Regions from separate parts of the Mus musculus genome. Here regions 1 and 3 are each linked to region 2. Evidence: chromatin loops called from intact Hi-C (ENCODE). Cell type or tissue: gastrocnemius. All regions are shown on one strand.

Region 1 (5,000 bases), 150 kb before region 2:
AATGATGTTAGGTCAAGGCACAATATTATTTACTGCATGAAGGATGAGGCAATAAATGAAACTCCTTCGGAAAACTGTCCTGATCTTTATCAAAAAAAAAAGTAAGGAAAGGAAGTAAGAAGGAAGAAAGAAAGAGAGAGAGAGAGAGAGAGAGAAAGAAAGAAAGAAAGGATAAAAGGATGAAAGAAAACTAGAACAAAAATGCAATACATACTGCACTGTTGGTTGATAAATGGTTTCCTGATTGTTCCCTGTAACACTCTATGACACCCATGCATGTCAGCATAAGTGGGGGAAAGGAGACTCGAGATTTACCCAAGTCTCATTAGACTATTGCTAGGAAGTCAACTCTTTTCATGATTGTAATGAGTTCCAGGATTCTCATGTGACCTCTTAGGTTCAAAACCTGTTGTGATGATTATGAGAGGTTAAAATGGATTCTAGCTCAGCATGGAGGTGAGAGCTCAGAAGCACAAGCCCAAACCTGGGGGTCTGTCTTTAAATAGGGTTCTGTGCCCATGGACACCTTTCAGATGGCAGGGTTACTTGTTTCCCATTGTGTTGAGTTTTAGTTTTCCCCATATTGTACTTATGCAAAAAAAAATGTCACAAGTTAATTGATTCCTCATATGTGAATAGATTAAACATACTGGTGATTAATAATGCATCTGAGTTAAGGAAAGAAATAAAAGCCTTTCCCTCAGAGCATTTAACTAAGTGTGAGTCCAAAGTTGAATTCTCTACTTCATGTTCCCTGTGCCTTCCAACCTGTGTGTCTGTTCAGTTAGTTTAAATCTGTAACTTCCTGAAGGCTGCCTTGAGTATCTCTCCCTTTCTGTCTGCCTTTTGTCTCCATGTTTGTGTCTACCTGTGTAATCTGTTGTCTGTTTGTATCTCTCTGGCTGACCTTAATAGAGAGCTTTGGAGTGTTTCTAGAACATCAAGGGAACCATCACATGGGGGAAAGAATGGGATAGTGAACAATAATCTTTAACAGAGTTTTATAAAGGATTAGGTAACTGGGTCCACATGATCAAGACAATAAACATTTATAAACATGACTTTTATCAACCATACCCATAACTGTTTATGCATTTTGAAATGTGCTTTAAGCCTGTATTTCATGCTTTCAGTAAATGACTCACATGCAGTTTCTGGGCAGGACATGAAAAAGTACATAAATTATCATTTATCAACGCATCAAGTTAGATCTTTTATATAATACATTGTCACACTTATGGTTCTGCTAATGCATAGGAAAGCACCATGGAGCAAGACTTCATGGAGTTCTGCTCGATATATTCTTCATAAGATGTTTGCAAAAAAATTTTTTTCTTTGAAAAGTACGACTTTATAAGTGTATGAAGATGATTCAAATGAAGTCTTTGAATACTGAAGGAGATGGAGTTCCAGTTGATCTTGTATTTTTCACTGTGTTACATAAAGTGAGCTGCTAGCCAAAGTGGTCTCATAAAAATACCCAAAGATTGCAGGACACTGACAACAAAAGAAAGGGCTTGCTTTTTATAAACTGACAATAAGTGTTCATTGCTAAAGACAGGACTGACACAACTCATTGTATATGAAGTGGTCAAACTGGTGCCTCCAAGAACATTGACTCTTATATTCCAGTGTCCTCGTTATGGGAAAGTGCTTTGCAAGCTACACAAAGTGAAATATATACACAGAACCAACCAAAAAAGTCTTTGATCTATATTTTCTCGTTCTTCCAAAATATGCTAGGTCAAAGATATCATGAATTTATTGGGAATAACCAATCAAAGTCTAATTTGACTTAAATACCAATAGCACTCTGGTTAAATGTTATATATTTATGATAAACAAGGGTGTGTGGACATGACTACTGGGAGTGTTTGTGGACACACACACCAGTGTTATAAATAATGAGAAGGAGGTTTCTATATAGTGTAAAGCATAAAACTTTCACGGGAGCAGTCTCCTAGCTATCGTTTAAATTTAAGACAAGTCAAACCTATGACCTCATACATAGATACCTCTTAACCTCTCACTGGCTCTGTTCCCATCTATCTGTTCTCTTCTCTGTCTCCCACTAAATCTCCTACATCTGCATTCTCCTCCCTACATCTCTTTTTTTTTTTTTTTTTTTTTGGTTTTTCTTGACAGGGTTTCTCTGTATAGCCCTAGCTGTCCTGGAACTCACTCTGTAGACCAGGCTGGCCTCGAACTCAGAAATTCGCCTGCCTCTGCCTCCCAAGTGCTGGGATTAAAGGTGTGTGCCACCATGCCCGGCTCCTACATCTCTTTTTATATCTAGAAATTCCACCCTCCAGTTCTTGTCCCAGGAATTGGATGTCAGGTTTTTTTCTTACAAGCAATCATGTGTGAGACATCACCAGAATTTCTGTGGATTACCTTTAGGCATAGAGAGCTGCCTGCCCTTCAAGCATCTCAGCCTGTGTTGAAGGACAACTATTTACAAATATAAGGCTGGTGATGGACCATAGAAATGACAATATCAAGATCCTGATGGCACTTAGTTCTCTGACAATATAGCAATAAAAATTTGAAAATACACAGACACAGCTGCAGAAAAGGGTAAGAAATTCAACTCAATACATGTGGAGAATCCATGCAGGCCAGAAGAAGAAATTGGGGCTCACGGGTTGGAATGTCACTTTGATGTAGAGTCTGACCTCAAATGAAGAGGAATATTCCTGCCACGGTGTTCTGATTGCTGGGATTCTGCCAGCAGCACATGCATGTTTTATGTCTATAGAGTCAGCAATGTAGTCACACTTTGTATATCTCAACAACACAATTTATATTCTAGAAAACATCTTTTGACTATCTTTCCATTTACACTAACACGACATTAACATCCTAAGAACTAGATACATCTATAAAAAATATTTTTTTCTGTAGAGGGCAAAAGGAAACTTTGGTCAAAAATGAGCTCTATGGTAACCAGGAATGTAAAACCACAGGGTTTTCTCTTCAGTGCAAGAAAAAGTACATTTTTTTTTTTACCAGAAGTGAAGGAATGGATGTAGTAAGCAGCTTGGTGACCTGTGGTAGATGTAGTGCCAGACCACACCTGAAAGTCCTAGTCTATGAAATTGTCCCAGACAATCTTCCCTAGGTCATTGTTTCTCCATCAGTACAAACTGTCCTTGGGGATACATGACATGTACCTTACAGCTTGATGTCTTCTACACTGTATGCTGGATCCTCCTCTAGGCCCTTTAACAATATAATAATGATTGCCATATTCCCTAAAACTGAGGGACTAAATATTTCAAGCCTTTCTTTTTTTATTATATATTATTACAAAAGATAATAAATAATTGAGAGATTTTAATGTACCAAACTTTGATAGAATTTTCACAGGTATCATTACATAAGACAACCATTTAATTACACATTTTAAGGCACACCATCAGGTTTTAACTGCTTCTTAATACTATTAATTAAAAAACCTGATGATCACTGAAAATTATTCCAAACATTCTATATAAAAAGCAAAATACACATGATCATAGAGGTAATTAAAATAAGCATGGCATTGGAAACAATAATCTTGACATAATATAAATATTTTGAGGCACAAATTTTCATTGGACACTGTTATTGGACAAGTTTAAACTATACCAGTTAAGGGGTTAAAAATAAGGCTACTAGCTGGCCAAAAGCCTAGCTGCCCAATTGAGCCAACATTCCCTTCTCTTCTACCCTCCCAATCCTGTCCAGTCCAGAATGAATTGCATGCCCTACTGGACAGGCCCAAAATAGATCACAGGAGAATGCAGACACTTTTGTAAGAGAACAGAAATAACTGAGCAGCTTAGTTAGGATGGCCGCTTTTAGTCAGTATGTTCAAAATGCTTTAATTAGCACTCTGTCTACACAAGGAAAGAAAGCATTTCTCTGTGCCTGGGAAGGGCATGTATGTGTGTACACAGTGTTCCCTCTTATCAGAATCACAACCCAAGATTAGCATCTCAGACCATCTGCCAGGACACACACACACAAATACACAAACACACACACACACACACAGAAGAAGTTATACAAATAAATAATAGTAATAATCACCTCTTGGTGAGTAAAACTGGGCCTGATTGTAATTACCCCTTCTCAAAATCATCAAGACATCCTAAGCCCAGACATGATGATACACACCTCTACTCTCAGCACTGGGGAGGTAGAAGCAGGATGTCTCTGTGAGTTCAAAGCCAGCCTGGTTTACATAGAAAGTTTCAGATCATCCAGAGCTACACAGTGTTAGTCTTGCCTGACTCCCCTCTCTCCTTTTCATTCTCCCTCTCTCTGTCTCTACAGACACACACACACACACACACACACACACACACACACACACACACACACAAACACACACACACACACAGAGACAGACAGACAGACAGACATACAGACAGACAGACAGACAGACACAAAAACACACAGACACACAGAGACAGACAGACCTACAGACAGACAGACACACAGACACACAGACATACAGACACACACACATACATAAAATATTCAACTAAATCCCCAACCTGGTAAAAAGTCAAATCTCAATTACACAGAGGCTGACCATCTAGCTGCAGAGCCTCATGCTTCTCTCCACAGACCTAAGTAGCTTTTCCCCATCTTACTCCTGACTATTACCTCCACAGAATGTGAGTTGAGGAAATAATGCCCAAACCAGTCATGGTCACTAGTGTTAACAGTTTTTGGAACTGAAAAAAAAGGGGGTCATTAAAACATGATAGTACAATGCCATGAAAATACTTTCGAAGAAATTATACCTCAGAGATTTTCTCATACTAGGGACTACTCAAAACCGTAGAACTGGCTCCTCAGTTAGATGTTTTCTATTTTACTTCTGTCATTACTGGAGAAACTGAAAACAAGCTGAACTAAACAAGCTGTCCTTGTCAAGTGCCTTCCCTCTACATCTTTATTAGACAGCCAAACCTGGTAAGATGGAAAAAACAAGAACCCCACATGGT
Region 2 (5,000 bases):
TACCGAGAAACCCTGTCTTAAGAAAAGAAAAGAAAAGAAAAGAAAAGAAAAGAAAAGAAAAGAAAAGAAAAGAAAAGAAAAGAAAAGAAAAGAAAAGAAAAGAAAAGAAAAGAAAGGAGGGGAGGGGAGGGGAGGGGAGGGGAGGGGAGGGGAGGAGAGGAGAGGAGTAAAGAAAAAGAAAGGAAGGAAGGAAGGAAGGAAGGAAGGAAGGAAGGAAGGAAGGAAGGAAGGAAGGAAGAAAGGAAGAGAGAGAAAAAGAGAGAAAGAAAGAAAGTGGATGCTCACAGTCATCTATTGGATGGAGCACAGAGTTCCAAATGAAGGACCTACGGAAACTACCCAAGGAGATGAAGGGGTCTGCAGCCTTATAGGAGGAACAACAATATGAACAAACCAGTACAAACAGTGCTCCCTTGGACTAAACCACCAGGCAAAGAAAACACATGATTGGACTGTGTCTCTAGCTGCATATGTAACAGAGGAAGGCTTAGTGTGAGGAGAGGCCCTAGGACTTACAAAGATTCTATGCCCCAGTATAGAGGAATGCCAGGGCCAGAAAGAGGGAGTGGGTGGTTTGGGGAGCAGAGAGAGGTGGGAGAGGATAGAGGATTATCAGAGAGGAAACTAGGAACAGGGATAGCATTTGAAACATAAATGAGCCTGGCTAGGTGGCCCACCCCTTTAATCCCAGCACTCTGGAGGCAGAGGCAGGTGGATTTCTGAGTGCAAGGCCTGCCTGGACTACAAAGTGAATTCCAGTGCATATGCAAGGACCACAGTTGAAGAAAGGGCCACCAACCCATCTAAAGATTTTTAACCCAGAATGGTTCCTTTCCAAAGGAAATGCAGGGACAAAGAATGGATCAGAAACTGAAGAAACGGCCATCCAGAGACTGCCCCACCTAGGGATCCATCCCATCTTCGGACACCAAACCGAGACACTATTACAGATGCCAAGACGCACTTGCTGAAAGGAGCCTGGTAGTGCTATCCCCTGAGGCCATGCCACAGTCTGACCAATACAAATCCATTTGTGGTGCTTGCAGATAACCATCAGACTGAGCACAGGAACCCCAATGCAAATTAAGTGACACAGGAGACCTTCCTTCCACACTAATATAAAAGGTCAAAATTCGATCCAAAATAAAAATTCGCAATCGATATATTTTTTGAGCATCATTTACAATAGATTACCATTGAGATTTGCAGGTTTTCAGTCCATGGAAATTGCACGGAAAATATAATGGTGTTATATATGTGAAAAGACCAAACCGTTAAATTCTCCTCATCCCAGAAGAAAATGAAGAGATTAGAAAAAATCCTCTTAGATAATATGACCACATATAGATAACAGAACTATGCAGTGGTTTGAATGAAAAAGGATTTTTCAAAGAAATGTGGACAGCACACTGACCTGTGGAGTGTTTACCAGAGAAGAACTCATCCTTTTTCTTTTTTCCCTGTTTCAAATATTGGAACTCTTCTTGAAGTTTCACAACAGGGTTTGAAAAATACAAAAATGAAATTACTACAACTACGTAATAGACAATGATAAACCACATAAAAGAACATTAAAAGCAAAATGATACAAAGAATCTTGTCAACACTTCTACAGACATGAGAGCATGGCATGACATATTTAGTGTAGTAAGGAATATAAGTATAATCTGAGGACGCTTTCTGACCTCAGTGGGCACCTGGCATAAACACAGAGCATATGCATCCAGGCTGTAAAACACTATTATCAGGTTTGTTACTGAGAACTTATCTTCCTGGGACTAGAGTCAAGGACAAATGGCTAGTGCCTACCATGAATCATGCCCAGAGTTGAATGGTGTTTCATTCATTTCAGGTAAGCATTGAGAAGGAATAAAAAAGGGGGAGCTTATTCAGCAGCAAATTTCAGAGGCTGAAAACACACCAGGCCTTAGATAATACTGTATGGAGAGTAGAAGCTTACATGACTAGGCCTAGGTTAATAGATGTAGTCAGGAATCCTCCCAAATTACAGTGACAATAGGAGAATGAAACTTACTTATACAGTAAAAAATAGACACTGCTCAGTATAAAAGCTCTCAAGAATATAAGAGAAGAAACATACCTCAGAAATAAGGCAAGCAGACTCAAAACTAAAGCAACCAGTACAGAGAAGGTCAACAATAATTATTTCACTCTAGTGGGGACTAATGCAACACAGAGCATCAATAAGAACACAGGTCAAGGACAGGAAAACATTTAGAGTGGACAGAATAGGTGATTCAGAAAGCAAGTAGACCTTCTGGAGAAAACCACCTCATATCAGACAATTCACTCTCAACAGACATCTTAAGACACCCTCACAGTAACTTTCTTTTTTTAAAAATATTTTTATTAGGTATTTTCCTCATTTACATTTCCCTATATACATTTACATCCCTATTTAAAACTATGGAGACGGCCACAGATCTAACGGGGTTATTAAAAAAAATATTCTGGCAATCATAAAATTTATTAAAACATGACCTTGAACCCAATTCACAGGGTCTCAAACTTCCTGACAATGGTAAGATATCCACAACAAAATTGTAAGAGTGGCGGCAGAAAATGCACCACTGTTCCACATGCTGGCCTTGCTCCTGCCCATTTCCCAGCCCAGCGCTCCTCTGACCTGGAAGGTGACAGGACCAGCTGCTGAATATCCTAGGAGGCCAGCACAACAACAGCTGCTTAAGGAAGTTTTCAGGTGCCGCAAGTACTGGGCATGACTCTTCCACCAGGAGTTCCTTACCACGAGGCAGCGGAGAAACAAAGAGAATGATGAAATGGCAGAACTTCCTTTTACTTCTGCCTAGCCCCTCCTTCTGGACCCGCCCAATATTCAACAGCTTCCTGGAATTCTTCTAGGCCCACCTACTTCCGGACCTTTTAATTCATTAGCTTCCCAGTTATTCACAGCAATTTTTTTGTTTTGGATTTCTGCTTGTTTGCTTGCTTGCTTGTTTTTCCTTTGCTTTTAATTTGTCTTTTCCTTAAACTCATCAATTCATGCAGGAATCCCACAGTCCCCATCAGGAACCCCTCCCCCAACTCTGTTGCAGGCTGCCTTTCACACAACTTCCCTGGACCTACTCTGCACAGCTTCTCCACAAAGTTGCTGCCAGACTAGACCAGAGCTGGATGTAGTAGGACACTGCACCTGGGTTCTGAACCCTTCAGATACAATGGATCCTTCCTAACTTCTCATATTTTGAGTCTAGCCCTCTGGACTAAAAATGCACACAATTAAGCAATTCCTCTAAATTCTGATGCTCAGAACCCAAAACAAACAGAAACTACGATAAAATGTCCTTGTCTCAAACTTCAAACCATATATGTACCCTATAAGGAGCACAATTTACATGATATCCAAGATAAAGAATTGAAAAGCCACAGTCATGATCAAGGAGATTAAAGTTTGTAAACCATGAAAATCCACTCAGAGAGGAAGAAAATGAATGATGAACAAGAAAATAATACCAGATTCCTGAAGGAAATGTCGACAATATAAAATATTTAAATTGAGTTCAATAGGTGCTTAGAAATGTCCTCCCCAAAAGACCCTGAAAACAAAATGCAGTAAGGCAAATAAAAATAATACATAGAGAACCTGTGGGAGACAGATTATCAGACTTAAAGAAAAGGTAGAGGAGATGGATGCCTCAGTCAAAGAAGATGATGAATTAAAATGATGTTAGGGGAGGATTATCCAATATATATAAAGAACTCAAGAAGATGGACTCCAGAAAATAAAAAAAAAAATTTAAAAATGGGGCTCAGATCTAAACAAAGAATTCTCAACTGAGGAATATGGAATGGCTGAGAAGCACCTAGAAGACTGTTCAACATCGTTAATCATCAGGGAAATGCAAATCACAACAACCCTGAGAATCCACCTCACACTACTCAGAATGGCTAAAATAAAAAATTCAGGGGACAGCAGATGCTGGAGAGGATGCAGAGAAAGAGGAACACTCCTCCATTGTTGGTGGGATTACAAGCTTATACAACCACTCTGGAAATCATTCTGGCGGTTTCTCAGAAAATTGTACATAGTACTATTAGAGGATCCAGCAATACCTCTCCTGGGCATATATCCAGAATGTGTTCTAACTGGTAATAAGAACACATGCTCCACTATGTTCATAGCAGCATTATTTATAATAGCCAGAAGCTGGAAAGAACCCAGATGTCCCTCAACAGAAGAATTGCAGCCCTATCGTCCTGCCACTCCCACTGCTGCTGCCTGCCAAGAAGCTGTTCTGGAGCTATCACGTGTTCACCTGTAAGATGATTTGGCGGGAATCGGCCCCCTTCCCCTCCTTCATAACTTGGTGCACGAATTAGTAAAATTGAGCTTTGATCAGAATTTTTGTCTTAGCTTCATCTTTCTCTTGTCCACCTAGCTCCCTCTTCTCTTCCAGATTCCAAGATGCCTTCCCAGAACCGAACCCAGACATGTGAGCCGCTGGTCGGACACAACATACAAGGATATTAGAAGACTGATTATATAGGTATGAATGAATAAATCTCCTATTGGATAATATTTTTAAAGTCAAAGCCTCAGTTGGTTAAAACGTTTTGATGAATTTAGTTGTTGGAACATTACTGAATAAAGTATAACACTGGGGGTTGGCTATGAGGAAAGAGAATAGATCCAAGCCATCTTAATTCTCTCTTCCTCTTTAATGATTGGGGTTGAGGATGTGATCTTTCACCTTTCTATTTCAACAACATGGCAATGTTCTATCAGTCCTCCCTGCCATGGTTGATGGTTATCCTCTGGAAGCATTACCCAAAGTAGTCTTTTTCTTCTATTAATTTCCTTGAACATGGTGCTTAATGAAAGCAATAGACAAAAAATACAGACCAAATATAGTAAAACATATTCTGATTGGATTTAAGGTTCCCTTTCAGAGAGAGAATTCATGTCATATTCGGAAACCTAATCAAGAACAGGATGTATGTTAAGTCATGGGAACTAT
Region 3 (5,000 bases), 130 kb before region 2:
GGAGGAAGAGCAGCAGCAGCAGCAGGAGGAGGAGGAGGAGAAAAGTATCATCATTGTAGCTTCCACAGTCACAGGACCCTTTCAGACACAGGTGGGAGATGCTTTTCAACATCCACATCCTTTGCAGCTGAGGGTGTAACTGAAGTCACTGTGGTACAGCAACAATTCTAATTCAAAATGTCCATCCTCTTCACTGATTAAAAACTAAAGACGTATATGTATAAATTTTATTTACCTATGTGTAAATGTTGCTATGTTATTAATGTTGCTAGAAAAACACATTTCTTTGAATATTTTGGATAATTGAATGGGGTATGCCTTCCAGTCAATCACAGTTCTACTGACTCTGGAAGACGAATAGCTCATTGCTGTCAAAGTAGAACACCTGAAGATCTATGGCCTGTTTGAAAAGATTTGCCAAAACTGTCTGGTCAATATACCAAGCCAGCTCACGAGAACCTGGGGCAGAAAGTGGACATTTTTGTGTCAGGACATCTGGACATACAGAAGTGTAATCTTGCAATAAACAAAAATTAGTTGTGAAATGGGGTGAGGCAGAGCATGGTTCAGATAGACAGGTTGAAAGCAGGAAGAGGGAGGATTAATTGTTGGGTGGTGGACCACAAACTAATTCAGAGCACCCATAGAAAAGAATCCATAAGATCCTGGCAGCCCAGGAAAAATAATCTATGTCAGCTTCCTGTGCAGAACATGAAAGCCAGGATCCTCCAGCACCATCACAAGACACTTGCTAAGAAGGTGTGTGACTGCTTTTGAAAGCTCAGTTTAATGAAGAATGGATTCCTGTTTCCTATCGATATAATTTCAGTGGAGCACAGGCCGTATGCTAGCCAGTCAGGACAGGAAGGATCAATGGGAACAGGTGTTTGAGATCTGGTCTTGATACTGTTGCTAGTATTAGAGACTGTGATGTACAGTAGCTAACATCAGTAGTGATAAGGTTGTTGTGACATTTGTGTGGTTACGGAGTTTAACAATTTCCTTTCCCCTTTCATAGGTACCATTGGATACCTGGAGGGAGTGAAGAATCTGAGACACGGGGAAAGCCCTGCAGCTGTTGTTCTAGCATTCCCACAGCAACTGAGGCAACTTACTCTAGATGTGGAACTCAGTTCTGACTTCTCTGTTTTTAGAGAGACAGCTGATAATTTATATCAGCTGTTCATTACTTTGATGAAAGATAGATAGATAAATAGATAGATAGATAGATAGATAGATAGATAGATATTCATCCATATTAAAATGTTCAGACAAATAGATGTACCTAGAAAAAAATTATCTATGAAGGTAAGCCAGACACAGGTGGAGAAATATGGAATATATTCACTTATGTGTGGATATTAGCCAATGCTAAAATAATGAACTGGATAAGCCCATTGTATTTAGAGATATTAAGTATAGAAGAGTTGACTTCAGAGCACACAGTGGCACACAGTGGCACACAGATTCCCTGGTGCAGGTAAATAAAATAGATTTCATGGATCGACTGGAGGCAGATGGAGATGTGAATGGGAAAATGAGGTAGAAAGTAGGAGGGAAGTTAAGGTTGAAGAAGAAAATGCTGAGAGACAGTTGGAAATTAGAGGGGTATTTGAGTGATGATATGGAAGCCTATAGTGGTATATACTTCCTAAATGCTATAAAGACAATCAATATTCAGTGACCTACTAATGGGGGTGAAGCAGTCCCAACTGACATGGTATTTGCTTCAAATGAGCTTTCTAGTACACTACCTGAGTTTTATTCAATTGAGTTGTTGGCTAAGTGGGTCCCTTAGATCCCTAAGCAACCTAGGCAGTTGCTAAGATAACTCTTTGCTCTGTTAAAATTGAGAGCAGTTCTCTATTACCAAGCATATCATTCAGAGAACTCACTGGACACAGAGAAGGTGAACCTTCCTGCCTATATAATATTTTCTTTGGTATGTGAAGTTGCTAAACAGGCTAACAAAAGAGAAATGTGAAAAGCAACCTAGCCTCAAAACCTTTGGCTAAAATCTTGTCTACCTGCCAGATATGCTAGGGGAATGATGGCACAAACCATGTAAGAAAAGCTAACCAATGTCTCTTTTGACGTAAATCCTACTCTGTAAGCTGAAACTCATAACCAATTCTGCATGAGTAGCTAGGAACCACACAGTAGATAAAATAAACACCCAGGGGAAAAACAAACACTACCACTCAAGGAAAAATATCAACGATGTGATCCCCAATGATATTCTGTTATACTCAAGACCAGTGTCTTATTCTGTCACCATCCAAGAAGCTTCCTCCTGCATCAGACAGGAAGAGATGCAGAAACCTACCCACAGATGTTAAGTAAAGACAAGAGTCCTTGTCACAGACCTTTAAATCAAACCTACCCCAAAATAGGTCAGGCAACTGCATGTGAGAAAGAATGAAATAGCCAGATGTGTTAGAGGACCCAAGGAGAAAAGGCTATCTGAATCAAATGAACCAGGTTCATGTGAATTTACAGAGAAAAAAGCAATAAACACAGGGCCTGTATAGGTTTGTGCCTGGTCCTCTGGCATATATTATAACCTCTAAGCACCACCAGCCCAAGAAACAGGTAACTTCTTGGAATGCTGCAGGTTGCAAGTCTTAGGAAAATGATAAATCCTCATAGCCTATACAACCCCCTGTAGCATGTGACCCAAGTCCATCTCTTAGTCAGGATGTAATATCTAATAAAGCTTACCCACATGGTGGAATTCATTTTTCTCTGGCGATTCTCTGGTTTAACAGAACCAACAATATATCTTCTCTTCAGCCATACTTTGCAGCAATCTTGTCTTTGTTTTTCATTCAAACCTAAGGTGTAACATTAATACTTAATCCTATGAAGACACATTTTGAATGCTGTATTTACATCAAAACCTGCATATACCTCAGTGTAAAATTAATGGAGATTGTAACTTTACTCAGTAAATGTTAATATTTACAGCCATTTGATGGTGCTTTATAACCTACATTTTCTAATTCGGTGAAATCTGCAATGGTCCCTCATATAACTAATATCTACAAAGCTCTTTTGGAATGTCTATTCAGTCCCCTGTTAAAAGGGAAATGAAGTAGCAAACAGAGAAACAGGGGAGTTAAGAAACATGGGAGAATTTGAGTTCAAGGAGCTTTATTGAGGCTTTATCAAAGAGAACTCCTGTGTACAAACTACAGAGGCTGCCAAGGATCGAAGAGGTTATTTAGAAAAATATTCTGGCAAGTATACAATTAATTCAAGCATCACCAAAACCCCCAGGTTCATAGAATCTCAAACTTCCTAAAAATGGTAAGATACCCACAACAGAATTGTGAGTGTGGCAGGAGAAACTGCACCCCTGCTCCACACCCCTGCTCTGCTCCTGCCCATTTCCCATCCCAACAGCTCCACTGACCTTGAAGGTGAAAGCTGCTGAATGTTCTGGGAGTAAGGCACAGCAGCTGCAGCTTAAGGAGGTACCTCAAATACTCTCCCAATACAACTTCCTGAACACTAGGCATCTGAGATACATTGTCTTTTAAATATGAAGGACAAGCCCCCTTTTAAAACCTGTGGAACAGATATTTTACAATTTTCAGAACCCCAACTTTCAGAATTACAAGTCTTACTTCAGATTAGAAATTATCTTTTCTCTACTGGACATGTGCAAGGTCATTCTGTGCTTCCTGATCAGATATATGAAGGTAAGGATTAGTTTAATTTCTTTTTTTTGGGGGGGGGGGTTTCAAGACAGGGTTTCTCTGTATAGCCCTGGCTGTCCTGGAACTCACTCTGTAGACGAGGCTGGCCTCAAACTCAGAAATCCACCTGCCTCTGCCTCCCTAGTGCTGGGATTAAAGGCGTGCGCCACCATGCCTGGCTTAGTTTAATTTCTTAACAAAAGCTTGTTGCTTTTCCTATGAAGATAACATAGCAAGATCTTACATTACAAATCACCACTGCACTCAGAAAACTGCTCCTGCATTCCTGCAAATCTGTTAGCTCAGCTTGGGTATTTAACCCCTGATGAGCCTATATCCCTGGGATTTAAAACAGACAAATGTTACACATGTCCTGTCTTTGGGAAAGTTTGCTTTTATTCCTGTATGTATATATGCTGAATTCTCATTGTTATTTATACCTTTGCCTAACCTGGGGAAACCTTCAAAGATATGATACAGTATTTGTTTTATTAGTTTATAATGCCAAGGCCTCAAAATCAGAAAATACTTAAAAGGCATATTAAACTTAAAAGGCGTATTAAAATTGGTGTTTGACTCTTAGTTTCTCATATTCCACTGACATCTCCTATAATTCACAGGGACAGGCTATTGTAGAATGAGCTCATCAAACCTTAAAAGATATAGACATCTAAATTACAAAGTAGGGCTGGTGAGATGGCTCAGTGGGTAAGAGCACCCGACTGCTCTTCCGAAGGTCTGGAGTTCAAATCCCAGCAACCACATAGTGGCTCACAACCATCTGTAACAAGATCTGATGCCCTCTTCTGGAGTGTCTGAAGACAGCTACAGTGTACTTACATATAATAAATAAATAAATCTTTTTAAAAAAGTAAAATTATAATTATTGATCTCCTTATAATACTTTATATAACAATAAATAAGTCAATTTTTTAAACTTTTCTAGCCCCTAATAAAATAAAGACCTATTAACAGGATAATAAAAATGACTGATGTTTTTCTGGGAGAAGATCTGTTTATATATTTACAGGACTCTGCAGAGAATTTGTATGTACATGAAGAACAACTTGTCCTCAAGGAGATTAAAATCACAACTTAATATTCAGTGAAAACCTATACATCAAAATTAGGATAAAGTAAAGTTTAAAGTATGAAATAAAAATATAAGCAGAAAAAAAATCTCACATGCTCTCTCAATTTATATCCACCCATCAAGGATGCACTCGCCTTGCAGAGTCACAGCTGGATAACAGAGTGTTAGGGCTCCATCCTCTCAGATGAGGTCATGCTTCCATCCCA

The links. Hi-C counts contacts between places; a loop is a spot of excess contacts. Peaks named below come from ENCODE experiments on the same cell type or tissue, not always from the same donor. Only the 100,000 strongest peaks of a DNase experiment are listed, where the experiment ranks them.
Region 1: it touches region 2 in a loop (9-fold over the local background); 16 of 42 quality-filtered maps call a loop at or near these places.
Region 3: it touches region 2 in a loop (1.8-fold over the local background); 12 of 42 quality-filtered maps call a loop at or near these places.

The regions. Positions count from the first base shown.
Region 1 is chr4:145,579,279-145,584,278 of GRCm38, reverse strand. No RefSeq gene overlaps it. Among named protein-coding and RNA genes, the nearest start is that of Gm13212, 3.4 kb to the left of the region's middle. In gastrocnemius, no CTCF peak of the experiment used is centred here; a DNase peak (open chromatin) is centred at 2,712.
Region 2 is chr4:145,430,229-145,435,228 of GRCm38, reverse strand. Gm42346 reads right to left here. Exons shown (of 3, transcript XM_030253952.1): 2 at 1,415-1,483. Among named protein-coding and RNA genes, the nearest start is that of Gm42346, 20 kb to the right of the region's middle. In gastrocnemius, no CTCF peak of the experiment used is centred here; a DNase peak (open chromatin) is centred at 2,672.
Region 3 is chr4:145,555,280-145,560,279 of GRCm38, reverse strand. No RefSeq gene overlaps it. Among named protein-coding and RNA genes, the nearest start is that of Gm13212, 27 kb to the left of the region's middle. In gastrocnemius, no CTCF peak of the experiment used is centred here; no DNase peak of the experiment used is centred here.